Linked DNA regions of Homo sapiens: region 2 is linked to region 1. Evidence: chromatin contacts called from ENCODE Hi-C or POLR2A ChIA-PET data. All regions are on one chromosome and are shown on one strand. Each heading gives the region's core, a stretch centred on a gene start or an enhancer-like site at or near the end of the contact. The rest is flanking DNA. Distances are from core to core; before and after follow the strand shown. Region 1 holds the start of CHAF1B (chromatin assembly factor 1 subunit B). Region 2 holds the start of VPS26C (VPS26 endosomal protein sorting factor C).

Region 1 (3,973 bases), core at 616-3,115:
AGTAAGACCCTGTCTCAAAAAAAAAAAAAAAACAAAACTATGCTTATTTTCAGAAAGAAAACTTAGTTTTTCTTTTGAAACATAAAATCAAAGAACTCCCTATCTAAAACATAAATGTCTACTGTCCCCCTCCGCCTTCTTTCTAGAGCAACTTGTTACCCAGTAGGAACCAGGATCAGGATCCCAAAACAATGAACGTCCAGTTACAATAATCTAGGGAAAATGAATCAAATAAGAAAGCAGAGCCGGGCATGGTGGCTCAGGCCTGTAATCCCAGCACTTTGGGAGGCCAAGGTGGGTGGATCACCTGAGGTCAGGAGTTTGAGACCAGCCTGGCCAACATGGTAAAACCCCATCTCTACTAAAAATACAAAAATTAGCCAGGTGTGGTGATGAGCGGCTGTAGTCCCAGTTATTTGGGAGGCTGAGGCAGGAGAATAGCTTGAACCTGGGAGACAGAGGTTGCAGTAAGTCGAGATTGCACCACTGCACTCCCACCTGGGCAACAGAGCAAGACTCCGTCTCAAAAAAAAAAAAAAGAAAGCAGCTCTCTTTTGCTTTCATTGTTCACCGCAGGCCCTGGAAATTTAGCATTCTGGGCTAGATGACAAAGTAGTTTAGTTTGTTGACATACGTTAATTCATTCATTCATTTACTTAAGAGAAGGGTCTGGCTCTGTCACCCAGGCTGGAGTGCAGTGGAGTGATCGTTGCTTGCTTCAAACTCCTAGGCTCAAGCGATCCTCTCACTTCAACTTCCCAAGTAGCTGGGCCTACAGCTGCACACTGCCACGTCCCGCTACTTTTTCATGTCTGGCTGTTGCCCAGGCTGGTGTCGAACTCCTGGACTCAAGCGATCCTCTCACCTCAGCCTCCCAAAGCACTGGGATTACAGGCGTAAGCCACCGCGCCCAGCCGACACTGGTTTTAAGTAAAAGAATGAAAACTATTGCTTCAAGCAGTGTTCCCGGATGTCTATCTCTGCCCCAGTTTACCCTGACATTGGTGTCCACGCCGGCAGACGCCAGTCTGTGGATCCTCCCAGCCGTCCCATGCTGGAAGTCCAGGCTGTACACGGGCTCCTTGTTGTGCCAGGCTATTTCACAAGTGATGACTTTCATCCTCCTGAGTCTCGAAGGGGAAAAACGTTTCTCGGGCACCGTTCTACTTCTTCAAGACAGGAGAAAGCTGCAAAATGCTGGTGATGGATTAAACAACAGTGTTAACAGCAGCAAAGGGTTATTGAGCGCTGAATAGGGGCCAGGAGCCATTTAAAATGCACACTGCATTGGGAAAGGATGTTAACGTTGCCATCTGACAATAACACCTTGCTAGCTCCACCTAAAATGCTTCGCTGGGTCCTGACATCCACAAGTTTATGATACGCCGCTACATCCAGAAAAGCAAAACGAAACACCCAGGTAAAGGCTACCTAGGGGCCCCGGCCGTCTGCACGGCCTGTCCCCGCTTAGTAGGGGCTAGGGGCGCGCCCTGAGAGCCCGGGGAGGGGCCCGCCCCGGGAGGAGCCTCCCGGAAGAGGGGGCCAAACGGGGTAGGGGACCGGGGCGGCGGGGCGAGAGGAGAACCCCGCCTTTCCCAGGGACCGGGCGCTGGGCCCGGGAAGCTGGGACTGAGGCCGCCGGGAGGAGGCCGCGCGGGGCCGGGGGTGGACGGGGCCCCGCCGCCCCAACGCGCGCCGCTCCGGAGCTATCCCGGGGCCCAGGGGCCCGCCCTCGGCGAGGGCCTCTGGCCCGGACCGACGCGACCAAAAGAGCCGCGGAGCTGCCCGGGCCAGGGAAGCCGTACCTGGAGGGACCCGGACAGTCAGAGGCACCGTCACCTCCCGCGCAGCGCGCGCCGCTTCCCGCGCGCCGCAGGCCCCGCCCCCGCATGGGCGGGACCTCATAGACGCCCCGCCCCTCCAGCGGCCCTCAGGTCCCGCCCGACGTGGGCGGTACCCCAGGGAAGCCCCGCCCACTCATAGACGCCAAGGCGAGTCCTGCTCTGGCCCTGGGGTCGGAATCCCGGCCGGAATTTATGCCTGCCAGACCCACGACCGAAGGAAGAATGGATTCATTATTATTTATTATTATTATCCATTACTTATTCCTTGTTGATTCGCTCTTTTAGCAAAGGTTTACAGAGCCTGGGCTGTGTGTTAGACAGACCCTATGCTGGCGCTGGGCACTTGGAGGGCTAACACAACCGGTTCTCTTGCCCCTTCTGCAAACAAAAACTGAGATTTTTGGGTTTTCTGTATTGGCTTCTAGAACATTTTGGAGAGTTCAAAGCTATGAAATTGTTCAGTACCTAGCGCAAGGTTGCTTACATTTTATTATTATAGTAGATGCAGTTATAAACCCTTTTTAAGAACAGACTAACATTTTAAAGTGAGGCTGTAAATCAGTCGGTAGGCAGAGATAGATACCTCAGGCTTTTCGAAATGGGACGTTTCCAAATGAGACCTAATTTATCTGTGGGCTTCGCAGAAGGCCAGGAAACAAGTACCTCTGGATGCGCTGCTTTTACTGGATAAAAGAAACACACAGGGTTATCTGAGGAGCCAACTGCTCTAGGATTTTTGGAAAAAAAGAACAGACATGGATTCTTATATAAATACCGGCTGATGCTTTTAGCCAGCTTTATGAAAGGTACAGAAATTGCCTACAAATCCGTGTCTCATGTTGATGAGAATGGCTGTATGCTCCTTGAAGCCTGATTTCTACAGGAAGCTAGAATAACATAATCCGGATATGCAGTTTTTAGATTTTTCTCTTCAGGATTTACAGAGCTTGGACTGGGAATGACTATATACTTTAGATAATATGGCTGTTCTAAAAGTACAGATTCCTGGCCCTACTCAGCCCCATGATTCCGAATATCCAGCAGAGGCCCGTGCTCCAGGGGCTTGCATTTTCATAAACTCCCCGGTGGGTGTGATCATCAGTCTGTTTTGGAAAGCTCTGGATTCTTCGTGTCTCTCAAACATAAAATTTCTCCAAATTTCTCATAAATGCTGTTCATTCACAAATGAATAATCTGCCCACCTCTTGAAGTGTCACGACTCTGAACTGTGGATTTAAAAGATAAAAACACATGCTTTAAGTATTAAAAGTACATGAAGGAGTTGGCTTTCTTGGCGAACATTTTAGAGATCCGACTTCAGTGCCAACTTGATGAGCCAACACGGGCAGGGGATGCGGCTCTAGAGAGAGGCCCTGGGCTGTCAAATATTTTCTCAAAAAAAAAAAAAAAAGTATTTGTTCAAAACCTCAAAGTTTGCACCACAAATGTTGGACTAAAGAATTCCTGCCGGTCGCGGTAGCTCACGCCTGTAATCCCAGCACTTTAGGAGGCCGAGGTGGGCGGATCATGAGGTCAGGAGATCGAGGCCATCCTGGCTAACATGGTGAAACCCCATCTCTACAAAAATTACAAAAAATTAGTCGGGCGTGGCGGCGGGCGCCTGTAGTCCCAGCTACTCGGGAGGCTGAGGCAAGACAATGGCGTGAACCCGGGAAGCGGGGCTTGCAGTGAGCCGAGATCGTGCCACTGCACTCCAGCCTGGGCGAGAGAGCGAGACTCTGTCTCAAAAAAAAAAAAAAAAAAAAAAAAGGGAATTCCTATAACGCAATTCTAACTAGATTCCTCAACAACCACTGTTGTTCAGCTTGGGCCCCAAGCATCCATTTTGAGCAGAACTGCCTCAATTTAAGGGGACCAATGTTATTTGGTTCCTGAGAACTTTTTAATAATGAAAATTGATATAAAGGGACTAACTCTTAACTCAGCTTCGAAAAAAAACTTCTCAAGGCATTTTAATTTCCATTTGTAAGTGTGAACATTCTAAAATCAAAATCTGAGCCGGGCATGGTGGCTCACATCTATAATCCCAACGCTTTGGGAGGCCAAAGCAGGCAGATTGCTTGAGGCTAGGAGTTCCAGACCAGCCTGGCCAACATGGCAAAACCCCT
Region 2 (3,973 bases), core at 465-2,964, 880 kb before region 1:
TTGCAGTGAACCAAGATAGCACCACTGCACTCCAGCCTGGGCGACAGAGCGAGACTCCGTCTCAACAACAAAACAAAACAAAAAAACCAAGTATACAATGTTGATACATGTGTTTCTTTTCCTGTTTCTCTGCAGTGTCTACTGAGATTGATTTTTTACCACTTGAAAATGATGGGTGAGTCTAGCGGAAAGGGATCCACTTCTTGAATTCAAATAGACTAGACTGTGATTTTCAAGTCCCTAATGAATTGTTCTAAAATCGCTGAGTTTTGAATTGCCAGGAAAACATTGAAGACAGAGACCAAAGCCCTGAGGGCAGAGAGGAGCTGCAAACCAAGACCTGAATATTTGAAAATACCATTTATTAACCTTCAAATGCAATTGTAGCTGCAGCACCATCACTGCTGGCCTGTAAAACATTTTATATTCTTAAGAGGGAGGCATTCGTGATACTAATTCTTTTTACAGATAGTTTCTGATGTTATCCCAAAAGCAATGCACTTTAAAAAATAATGATCAGAATCAAAGAATTTAAACAAAAAGCAAAGAATTTAAACAAAAAGCACTTTTCACCGCATTATTTAATTAAATCATTTGTCAAAATGAAATTTGACCTTCTGCTTATTGGCAAAATCCTCATTTATAACATTTACAAGAGATTTTAACTCAATAAACGAAGTACGTTAACAGTGCACTGCCCTGCCCTGCAGTAACGCCCCCCACCCCCACAAACTGTATCTGGGGTCAGCTGTTGCTGGGAATAAAAATAATAGGCAGATTCACTCCAGCTTTCAGTCTTTCATTTGCAACCAATCTCCAAGCCCCAGAGCCTGGGGGCCGTGCCTTTCCACCCTTCACGCGGGGCGCACGGATCTGAATATTTAACACCCGGTTCCAGGACACGCGCCTGGGGAACACCCACAATCCCTCGCGGCCCGCGGAGCCCGGCTGGCGGGTGACCCAGCGCCCGCGGCTCCGAGAGGAGCGAGGTCACCCGGCGCTTCCCGAGACCTTGGCCCTAGGCCCAGCTGGCGCTGGGACGCGAGGCAACCGAGCCGCCGGCCAATCAGCGCTTTGCAGGACTAGCACGCAGGGGCCGCACCCCTGAGGGTGACCGGAACCGCTCCCGCGGGAAGGGCAGGGTGCGGCGCCTGGCCGCAGACAGACAAGGGGGCGCCGGCTCTTCAGAACCCCAGGGAGAAAGCGGTGGAGGGCTAGAGTTGAGGAGACTAAGGACATTTGAGGAGGGCAGGCATTACCAAGTTAAAACCTCCTGAAAGACAACTCCATTGGGCGACCGTCTGCGCCGCACAGCCTGACGGGAGCGTCATCCTTCCTGCGCAGGCTGCAACCGACAGACAGGCTCGGCTCCGCCTCCAGCCGCGGGGCACGCGGGGAGAGCCGTTCCTCCCTCCCTCCGCTAACCCGGACAGCAAAGGAGCATTTCCGGCGTAAGACTGTCCCTACGGAAGGGGTGGGGCTAGCTTGGCCCCGTCTTTCACGCCCAGAGGGGGCGGGGTGAACCGTGACAGCGCTTCGGCCCGCACTAAGGCCGGCTCTTGTGCCGGAAGGAGGAAGGCGTGGGCATTCGCCCCTCGGAGCTAGGGAGTGTGTGCGACGCCGCTGCGAGGTCACGTGAGCCACTGCCGGCAGAGAGGGAAAGGGGCGGGGCCCAGAACGAAGCGGGGAGGCGCCCCTTGTTTCCCTGGGGTCACGCGCAGCCGGAAGTGGCGGCTGCTGCGGAGAATTGGAGATGGGGACCGCCCTGGACATCAAGATTAAAAGAGCGAATAAAGTTTATCACGCCGGGGTAAGTGGGGGCTGGGGGTGGGGATGGAGGTGGGGTTGGGCGGGTCTGCAGGTTCCGCTGTCTCCATCGCTCTGCGCACGTCCCGCGTCCCTAGGCGGGGCAGGGCTGTCCCGCCAGGTGCGTCTCCGCCAAGGTGGGTGCGTTCCCGCCAGGTGCGTCCCCGCCAGGTGCTTCCCGCGCGAGGCTGGCTGCCCTGCGAGGAGGCCCCAGGGCAGGCGCCGCCGCCGCATCTGCGGGACGTGCAGGGCAGGCGCCCAGCTCCGGGGCTGCGCTCTTCCCATCTGGCCCCTTGAACACCCGGCGGTGTTGGGTTCTCAGGCTTGAGCTCCCTCAGTGAGCGCTGAGGGCGGAGGAGTTGACGACCAAACTCCCCTTTCCCTCTCTCCTAAGGTGACCGCAAAGGTCTAATGAACGAAAGCTAAAACAAACCTTGGAAGCAGAAATGGGTATGTCTGGCGGCAGCATATATTAGATGGTAGTCACTTTTAACAACATACTAACATACTACGAAAGTTACTGCTTTTTCTGGTTTTATTCTTCGACTGACACAAAGGAATGGCTATTAAAATGCAAGTATAAAAAAGTAAAATCTTGACTATGCCATTAACAGGTTTTGTGACATTGGCCAGTCATTTAACCTCCTTGGGCCTCAGTGTCCTTATTTGCAAATGAGGGTGTTGTAAGGTTCCTCTAACTCGGGGAATCTCAACCCTTACTCTACATCAGAATCAGTCATCCTGGAGAATTTTAAAATATGATTGCTTGGGTTCCACTCCCAGCGATACCGGTGATATATGTGCAGCTAGGGTTGAAATCACAGCCCCAACACTCTTTGGAATAAAATTGATCGCAGTGGTTGGTCATATTAATGCAAAGTAATCTCAAAAGGGACAGAATTTCAGACAAAGGTCTTGGATGGATGCTAAAACTTTTGGGCAAAAGACAACTAGGGAAGCCTGCTCTTATTTACACAAGCTCAAATGGTCATCCCCTTGATGGTTAATTACAAAGGGAAAAATCTGGCCCGCGCGGTGGCTCACGCTTGTATTACCAGCACTTTGGGAGGCCGAGGCGGGCGGATCACCTGAGGTCAGGAGTTCGAGACCAGCCTGGCCAACATGGTGAAACCTGGTCTCTACTAAAAATACAAAAATTAACCGGGCGTGGTGGCGGACGCCTCTAATCCAAGCTACCAGGGAGGCTGAGGCAGAAAAATCGCTGGAACCCGGGAGGCGGAGGCTGCAGTGAGACGAGATTGTGCCACTGCACTCCAGCCTGGGCAACAGAGTGAGACCCCGTCTCAAAAAAAAAAAAAAAAAAAAAAAAAGAGAAAAAGCTACCTTTATAATGGAGAAATCTGGTAGTCACACTCCTCTAGCCAAGCACAACAATGAACACCACTTCACCATCACAACTAATGAGACGACTGACATTCGGTACCCCTTGGCATGATGCACAGAGAAGGCCACAACTCACCTATGTAGTATTCCTGCCAAAAATGTTTAATCCGTATCAGTTCATAAGGAAACAATAAGGAATATCCAAATTGAAGGGCATTCTGTGAAACAAGTAGCGTGGATTCTTCGGAAATATCAGTGTCAAAAAATAAAGGCGAGATAATTTTTCTAGACTATAAGACTAAAGGGACATGAGAACCAAATAGAATGCTTAATTTCTGATAAAATATAAATTCGACTATGGACTATAATTGTTGTATATTGGTGTTGAATTTCTCCAGTGTAATATTTATATTTTGGTTATGTAGAATACTCCACATGCTGAAGTATTTAGGATCAAAGTGTCAAGCCGTAGACTGTGCACATATGTTTATGCACATATGTGTATAGGAGAAAGAAAGTGAATGTGGCAAAATACTAACAATTGCTGAATGAAGTTAAAAGCTACATGGGTCTACTTTGTATTCTTTTTAAAAACAGCTTTATAAAGATAATTTAAAATACGAAATTTACCCTTTGAAAGTATACAATTCAGTAGTTTTTTAGTGTATTTGCAGAGTTGCACACCCATCACCACGATCTAATTCTAGAACATTTTCACCCCAAAAAGAAACCCTGAACCCATTAGCTGTCACTCCTCATTCCCCCTCCCTCCTGACCCCTGGCAGTCACAAATTGACTTTGTCTCTGGAGTTGCCTATTCTTG

What was found. Hi-C counts contacts between places; a loop is a spot of excess contacts on that map. ChIA-PET counts read pairs that join two places held with the same protein, here RNA polymerase II (POLR2A). Pooled maps may share reads with other maps.
Region 2: a pooled map shows a loop between it and region 1 (11-fold over the local background). The contact joins the promoter of VPS26C here to the promoter of CHAF1B in region 1. A Hi-C loop is called at or near these places in 8 of 50 pooled maps. POLR2A ChIA-PET finds 5 or more read pairs at or near these places in 2 of 52 experiments (SK-N-SH and activated CD4-positive, alpha-beta T cell).

The regions. Positions count from the first base shown.
Region 1 is chr21:36,383,284-36,387,256 of GRCh38, reverse strand. CHAF1B (chromatin assembly factor 1 subunit B) reads right to left here and starts at 1,865. Exons shown (of 14, transcript NM_005441.3): 1 at 1,806-1,865; 2 at 995-1,197. The coding sequence starts at 1,120. RefSeq lists enhancers at 413-912, 913-1,414 and silencers at 1,534-1,633, 1,664-2,033.
Region 2 is chr21:37,265,075-37,269,047 of GRCh38, reverse strand. It overlaps VPS26C (VPS26 endosomal protein sorting factor C), which reads left to right and starts at 1,714. Exons shown (of 8, transcript NM_006052.2): 1 at 1,714-1,810. The coding sequence starts at 1,754. RefSeq lists silencers at 909-1,068, 1,809-2,118 and an enhancer at 1,609-1,668.